Regions from separate parts of the Homo sapiens genome. Here region 1 is linked to region 2. A link is a loop called in an ENCODE intact Hi-C map of the cell type or tissue named here. Cell type or tissue: Caco-2. All regions are shown on one strand.

Region 1 (4,000 bases), 96 kb before region 2:
CCATCTCCTTAACTTAAACTATCTAGGGGCCCCCAGATCACCTCATTAGCATAAACTATCAGGGCCCACCATAAGTAACAAAGACAATCGTATCACTGGGGAAATTCCAAGGATTTAGAGGCTTCCTCCCAGTAACTGGGGACAAGACAAAGGCTGTCCAAATTGATCACACGGGAGTGGCTATACTATATTCACTGTGATCATTGAATGATTCTGAAATTCACGTATTATTTTCACATTTCCACACCACTGAAAGTGGGACCGAGTTTACAATTGCTGTGGCCCTTATAGTCGTTGTCATCCTCTCAGCTACACATCAGAACTTGGAAAATGGGAATCAATCTCAGAAGAAAACACTGAGCACCCTTTTAAGAACTACGCTATGACCAAGGCTCTTGCTGATACAGAGACCATACTACATGGAAAAGCATGAACAGCAACACTGCTAAACACAAACACTATTCAAAAGTGTTGCACTCTGAAGGAAGGTGAAGGAGTTTTAGGGGCACCTTGACTAATTTGTTTCCTTATAGCTGGCCTGTTATGTAAGTGCAAACCTTTTCTCCCCTTAGTGGTACATAATGTAGTGTGTATCTTATCATTGATGGTGTGTAGTATTCAATGAAATATGGAGTTTCATAATGGCTTTTTTCTCTGAGTATATTATGAACATATTTCTACATCAAAGCGCTTCATGTTTCTCATAATATATAATTTTATTGCATTGGTATATTATCTAACACGCTTTATTTAACTGATTCCCTACTAGATATGTGTGCTCTTCTCATTTCCACGGTTGTAACCAAGACTGAGGCATATGTGGCTGTGTTGTTATGTTTTGCACACTTGTCCAGTTGCTTCTTTAAGATAAATTCCTAGAAGTGTAATTTATGGGTCCTACTGTGTCTGCATTTTAAAAACATGCTGCCCATTTCCTTTTAGAAAAGCCATAGCTCTCCACTCTCTCCAGTGGTAGTTGGTCACTGGCTGCCACACCCAGGACCACTCTGTGTTTTCTGTCTTTGTCATCTGTCAGTCTCCTGCAATACTTAACCTCTTCTGTTCTACTCCCAAGGATCTTGTTTCAGTGTGAATTTCTCTGATTATTAGTGAGGTTGATTATCTTAAAAATATGCTATTGGCCATTTATTTGTACTCCTTTTTAATAACTGCTTATGTGTGTTCATTGTACTTTCTTTCTTTATTGAGTTGTCTTTTTTCTCATATGAATTATAATATTTCCCCAGGTTTTGGATTGCCTTTTCATTTTGGCTTAACTACCTTTTAATTAACACGTTGTCATGTCACATCCAGACAAAAGACAAAACAGACTGGGTGACAGCTCAGAGGGAGCTGCCAGATGGCCACCAGTGCCCCCTCGGGGGAGGCAGGCAGGCTGGGTAGTGGCCACCCAGGGGAGGGGCTGCCAAGCCTGCTCTGGGTCTGAGCTCCTGGGTGTTTCAGCATCCCATATGGGTAATTGGCAGTCCCATTGTGCTGAATTCACGAGTCTGAGGCTCCCAACCTGGCGAGGGCTCTGCAACATGGCCTTGCTATATGTAATCCAGGCTCACAGGGTGGAAGTGCATTGTACATCTGAGCTCGTCCACTCCTGTATAAAATTGGGAAACACATCCTCAGTAAGCAACAGAACAACAACCATGTCCACAGGGTGAGGCTGTCCAGGAGGCCTCTGATGAAGCTTGAATCCGTGAGCTGGCATTCTTTTGACCCTGCTGTTTATCAGCAGAGTCCTTTCCCTTATAAGGGGAATTCTCTCTCTGTACCTCAGGGCATCTAAGCCTCCACACTGGATGTTTTATTAGAAAGCAGTGAACAGGCAATAAGCCCCTTGACAGGACAGTTCTTTGTTGCTCAGAAATCGCTCTTGGCTACCTGTCTAAATCACTGGGGTAAACATCAGGAAACCTTTTAAAGGGGTCAAGAGAGGCCGGGGCACCTTGAACTGCAGCACCTACTCTCTTATCAACAAAGGCAGACACTGGTCATCTCATTCAATACAGCCGACTGCAAAGGAAGCTCTGCTCCATTTCTCAAAATGGATGATATTCTTGTATTCTGAGATGTCTACTTTCAATAAAACAAAGTCATAATATTTGTCAGGAGAAAGTAAGGGAAAGGAAGCTGACATTTATTAAAGACACACTGTGCTCCAGACCCTGTGCTCAGCGCTTTCCAGTGTGCAGACTCAGTCGTGGTGAGCCGCGTATACGGCTGAGACCTGCATTTAATTAATAAGAGACTATTATAAACATCATATAGTACGTCAGAAACAATTAGAAAAGATGTTCTCCTTAAGGCCTCAAGCGTCAAAGGAGAAAGAAAAATTAAAGACACTGAAAATGGTGCAACTTTTCCTAATCATTCAAATCAAATCATACTTTTGCTTCATTTATCTACACACACACACACACACAGAGTCATGCGTTGCTTCATGATGGGGCTATGTTCTGAGAAAAGTGAAGTTTTAAGTAGAGTAAGGATATGGGGATAACATTTGGGTTTTTATAGGATCCTTCTTGCTGAAGTGTGGAGAATGGTTTGAAGGGCACCACAGTAGAAGTTTTAAGATCAGTTCAGGTCTTCAGCTTTCTGCTCATTAAAATCTTTGTTCGCTGAAGTTTCCAGCCTAGAAAAGAAATTCTAGACATTGTAAACACACAGCATTCATCTTTGGACATCAAGAGTGCTCAAGGGGCAACAAGCATGTGCCCACCTCCCTGAATTCTGGCTCCCATCCTCCCTCCCTCTCCCCTCCCTGGCACCCCCTCTCGCCTCCCTGGCACCCTCCTGCACTCTCCCCTCTGTGGCACTCTCCCTCCCACTCCCTTCCCTCCCTCTCTCCTCTCCTGCACTCTCCCTCCCTCTCCCTTTCCTCCTTCTTCCCTTTCTGGCACCCTCCCTCCTTGTCCCCTCCCTCCCTCTCCTCTCCCTCCACATCTGCTGCAGATCCTCCTCTCTCCTGCTCTACCCACATCTGCTGCCCTTTTTGTCATAAAAAAATTACATAACACCATCTTCCTGGCCATTCTCCTCTGCCAATATCAAATTAGTTATCTAAATTTGATTCGTTAGGGAATCACGTTTCATTTCAGCTTTTCTTGAAATAGAAGCATTTTAATAAATTATATTCAACACACCAGTATAAAATATAAAAGTAATTCAATTTCTTAACACAAGTCTTTTATTTTCTCATAAAATGAAGCAGGGAAGTCTCCTAGGAGAAGCTCCTTGCCTTGACAGCACCCTCCTTGCAATCTGTGATCTCCCTGTACTCATTCGCACGGGTTACGTTGTGGCAGATTCTGCCATAGAGAAATGACAAAGGAGTGATCACAAAAATGCACTTAAAAGTGCTTTGCAGCACTCTCCTCACCCCCTGATATGAGGAGGGGTTAGCGAGCCCTTCAGGGGTGGGTGGTCATTCTGCTCCTCTGGGTCATAGGCAGGAGCCCCTCCTCCTCTCGTCTTGGCCTGTGGTGTGGACCGTGAAGTGGGTTGTTCTCACATTATTCCTACTCTGGAAGAATGGGAAGGGGTTGTCCTCTGGCAGAAGATAAACATCTGCTGAGTTCAAACACTCTTATTGCACTATATGGAGAAACTAACAAGCTCATCAATGCATTTCATTATTGGTCTGAAGATTAATTACATCTGATGGTAACAATTGTGGCTTCCATTATCGCAGAAACTGTCTGCTGAAAGTGACGTTGCTGGTTATCTGTCATCTTAATGTGAGGAATTCTGGCAAAGGGGCCCTGGCGTGACGTTCCCAAGCATTCCCTACCTTCACCCTAACTCCCCAAGCAGCCCTGCCCATTCCCAGCTATATAGCCACCCTAGGACCAGGAAGGACTGCCTTGTTTTTCTCTGTAGTAGATGAATGACAGAGGGGCAGATGCAGCCACCCTTTTCTTGATGTGCCTAGGCAGGTGTCCTGCCTGCCCTGGCTCGGCTCCACCAAGCCGATGGATATGCT
Region 2 (4,000 bases):
TTGTCCCCTCCCTTGTCACAGTGGGAAGAGCTTGGGTTTTGGAGTTAGATGAGCTTGCGTCAATCCCAGCTTTGCAAGTAGGGTCTAGGGGTCATGGGACCTTGTTTTGTAACTGCTGGAGCCTGGCTTCCCCATCTGTAAAAAGTGGAATGTCAGTGAAAGAAGGCTCTTCATTACTACTGATCACAACCACTCTGGCTGGCTTTCAGAACCTTATGAAAGGTTATTAGGTAGCTCTTCAAATCATCCTAGGTGTGTGTGAAAGGGTTGGGTTTGGCGGCTTCTCAGAGAGCAACCGTACCTGAGTGACACAGCTAGACTATCCCAGTAAGGCTGTGCCGCCACATGGCTGGAACCCGCCTGCCTCTGGCACCCTCTCCAGGGTTCATTCTTTGTGCTGCTTCCTTCTCCGTGGCCTCAGCATCTAAGAGGAAGACTCCTGGAGGTGTTGCGGATTGGCTGAGTTCAGGCCCCACACCAGCACCAAGATGCATGGGAGGAATCCAGGAACATGAGTTCAGACTTCCAACTCGGGACAGGTGGACTCCTGAGGTGGGGGAGACCCAAACACAGAGAGGATGTTCAAAAATGCAGGTGACCCATGACAGCAGGAAACGTCTACCATAGACATGGACCCGGAGCCTTTCCAGGGCCTCCATGCGCCTCACAGACTGGGTAAATTTCGTCCAAACACACCTTCCAGACCCTGTGGTGTCTGCAGCATCTCTCACTCTCTGGATGTTCCCAGATCTGACCTCCTTGGGCTCCCTAGACCACCACACCCCTGTGTCCTCTAACGCTCTGTCTGTTTTTATCACAAGACTCTGACTACAGAACCCAGCCCCCTGACAGTTTTGAATTAAAAAAGAAAAACAGAAATCTACTCGCATTAAGAGTTTCATGATTTATGTAGAATTTGCTGAAGATTTGGGGTGGTGGAAGGGGCCTTCTGTGTTCTCTTGTGCTCGCTCTCTGTCTTACTCTCGCTCTCTTTCTTTCTCATCTACCTTTTCTCCAGTTTCACCTGCAGAAGGTCCACTGTTCTTACTCTTGGAGAGTTCAGGGATCTACCTTCTAACCCAAGCAGTTTTCAAGGCATGATTTCTAAATAAGTGCAATTCTCTTCCTAGGTGGAAATTTAGTGACTACAATTTTCTTCATCTCACTACAGAGGACAATTGTGAGGATTAAATTAAGTAATGATTATAAAGTACTTACAGCATTGCAGATTCTCAGCAAATTATTAAAAGAAAACTTATCAAGTCCACTCAGTATGTGGGGAAAGCAGGATATTTGCATAATTAGCATTACTGGGAGTCTTGGTTGCAAAAAGTTGGTGATGAGCTCCAGGAGGCCTGGGTTTCTGTCACGTCATGAGATTTATGTGATATTTAGCAACTCAGGGATGGCTCCTTCCAGCTGAGCAAGAAGGAGCCTCTTTGTTTAGGGTGAAAGTAAACAGAACTCCTTGTCTTTAAATCAGTGAAGATGGAATGTTTGTAATGTCAACACCGTTCACTCTACCCTGCAAATGAACAGGAAAGTCAATCTGGCTAGTGAGCTCTGTCTGGATTTCGCAGGCTTCTATGAAAACTGCTTGCGCTGCCTCTGGGCTCCGACGCATGACGGCACGGAATTTCCCAGGGCTGGCCCCACTTAAGGGTCAGGCTTGTTTTGCTAGACCTGGTTTCCACTTGATCCTTTTCTTCAAGATAACTCACCTGCCCAGTGATAAACGTATGGCCCAGCGTCCACCCTCTCAAAAGCAATTTGTCTCTGGAATCCTCTCTTCCAAGCTGCCATAAAATCACTATGGGGTTTGCAACATGAGGGAGACTTGCTTTCTAATCTTCATAAAGGTTTTACCCCAAAGCTCTCCCATCTCGTCTGGAGCTGTTCCCATCATACCCCTCCACCTTCTCCTAATAAGCGCTTGGATTCCTACAGAGAAATAGCCAGCATTGCCCCATGTTGGACAAACAGCAGAGTCCGCCTCAACCAGAGACAGATCAGGCGCTAAGGAGGGCAGAGGCTGGAACATTTGGAGGCAATGTCGGGTCACTGTCGCTTTGCAATCCATTGCTCTGACAAGAATGCAAAGTGATTATTTTAAAAATCACTCTTGTATTGCTTTTTTCATGATCAGGAATTTAAAAAAATGAAAATATCAGCATATAAAGCTGCAACAGTCCTATACTCCCTTCCTCATAACCCTGCAACTCAGCATCTTCCCAGTTTAAGTTTAAACAAAAGAAAAGAGGGGGTGGGGGTGTTCTATTTCCTGAGAGCAATTCCTGGCAGGGCTGCAGCCTGGATATTCTGCCTGCTCTGGTGCAGACTGGCATCTATCCTAGGGCTCAAAGAGATGGCTTCAGAGCCGATTATCACCCTGTACCAGCCACCACAGATGGCATTAGCTGACCCTAAGCTGGGAGCAGAATTCAAAGAAGTCTTTTTTTCTGGGAGTGAGCTCCCAGAAGCTTGTGTTAATTGCAGGCACTGTGCCCTACAGGGGAAGACCCAGAGCTCTGGGGCTGGGAGCACCTGGCCTTGGCCAACCCCAGCCTACTCATCAGAGAGGTTGCTGCTGGCCCCACAGGGCCCAGAAGTCCAGTGCCTCTAGAAAATGCATCAGCCTCTGGTTGGAGATGAGAGGATTCCAAGATGTTCAAGGGTCTCTGGTGTCACAATGCACATTCTATTTACCATCCAACCATTTTAAAAGGGTAAACGCTTCCTGTTAATTTATACAATGCCAGGGAGTTTGATACGAGCTCAATGACTCAACTATCTCCCTGGTGTTTGTGCTCAGGGAACTTGTGAGGAACCTTGGGGATTCCTACAAGTGTGCTTGGAATCACAGTACTGGGCAGTAATATGAATAGTAGTACTAGTAGTAGTAACATCCGTGCCTGATGCTTTTGTAGAGATTGGAGGTACATAGATGAGGCAGGGAATACTTAGGGTAGACTGCATCTTCTGTGAGCTGTAAATGAATCTTGTTGTGGGCCCATTGCTCAGTCTTCACAACTACTACTTACCCAAGGGAGATGGAGAGAAGAAAGAAAAGCGGGGAGTAGCTACATAGAAAGCAGCTTGGAGAAGTGACTCACTCTCTCTAAGTCTGCTTCCTCATCCATGAAATGGGGTGATAACTACCTAACAGGGTGCTTGGGAGGATGAGATCAGGTGGGTGGGCATTCATCTAACAGATATCTCTTATGTGTCAGGCGCTGTTCTGTACAGAACAAATGAAGTCCATGACCTCATGAAGGCCATGTTCTAATAAGAATAAAAATGATAATTCATCAGGAGGCATAGCTGTCTTAAGTGACTGAATGTTAAAATACATGAAGGAAAAACTGATAAAAAATAAAAGGAGAAATAGAAAGTTCCAGGGTTGTGCTATGAAATTTGACAACTCCCTTCTACTATTGATAGAACAAATCAGGTTTTTTAAAAAATCAGTAAGGAAATAGATTTTACCAACATTATCAACTATTCTAACCTAATCAATATGTACAAAACACTATACTGTATAGAATACATATTCATTTCTTTCAAGTGCACATAGAATGTTTTCTAACCCAGACTCTATACTGGTTGATTAAATAAGTCTTAAAAATCGTCCAAAGCTTGAAATTTTACAAGATATGGTCTCTGACTACCATAGAATTTAATCAGGGATCAGTAATAAAATATCCAGATTATCCTCCCAAATACCTGGAAATTAAAAACCCATCTAAGGAACCCACGGGTCAAAGGGAAAATCACAAATGAAACTAGAAAGTAACTTCTAACTGGATGATATGAAAACACAAGACATCAACATTTCTGGGATGCAGCTAATGCAGTATGGAGAGGGAATTTTATAGCTTTAAAAGCCTATGTTAGAAAGGAAAAAAGGTTCAAAATCATGATCTAAGTTTCCACATTAAGAAGTTAGAACAAGAAGAGCAAGTTAAACTCAAAGTTAAGCAGAAATAAAGAAATAACTGGA

Evidence for each region. Hi-C counts contacts between places; a loop is a spot of excess contacts. Peaks named below come from ENCODE experiments on the same cell type or tissue, not always from the same donor. Only the 100,000 strongest peaks of a DNase experiment are listed, where the experiment ranks them.
Region 1: a loop joins it to region 2, with 5 times the contacts of the local background. A loop is called at or near these places in 1 of 110 quality-filtered maps.

The regions. Positions count from the first base shown.
Region 1 is chr6:3,567,157-3,571,156 of GRCh38, forward strand. No RefSeq gene overlaps it. Among named protein-coding and RNA genes, the nearest start is that of SLC22A23, 110 kb to the left of the region's middle. RefSeq lists an enhancer at 1,430-1,932. In Caco-2, no CTCF peak of the experiment used is centred here; a DNase peak (open chromatin) is centred at 1,825.
Region 2 is chr6:3,663,359-3,667,358 of GRCh38, forward strand. It overlaps LOC100507336 (a long non-coding RNA gene), which reads right to left. Exons shown (of 4, transcript NR_187650.1): 2 at 302-547. Among named protein-coding and RNA genes, the nearest start is that of PXDC1, 86 kb to the right of the region's middle. In Caco-2, no CTCF peak of the experiment used is centred here; a DNase peak (open chromatin) is centred at 1,583; H3K4me3 peaks cover 437 bases.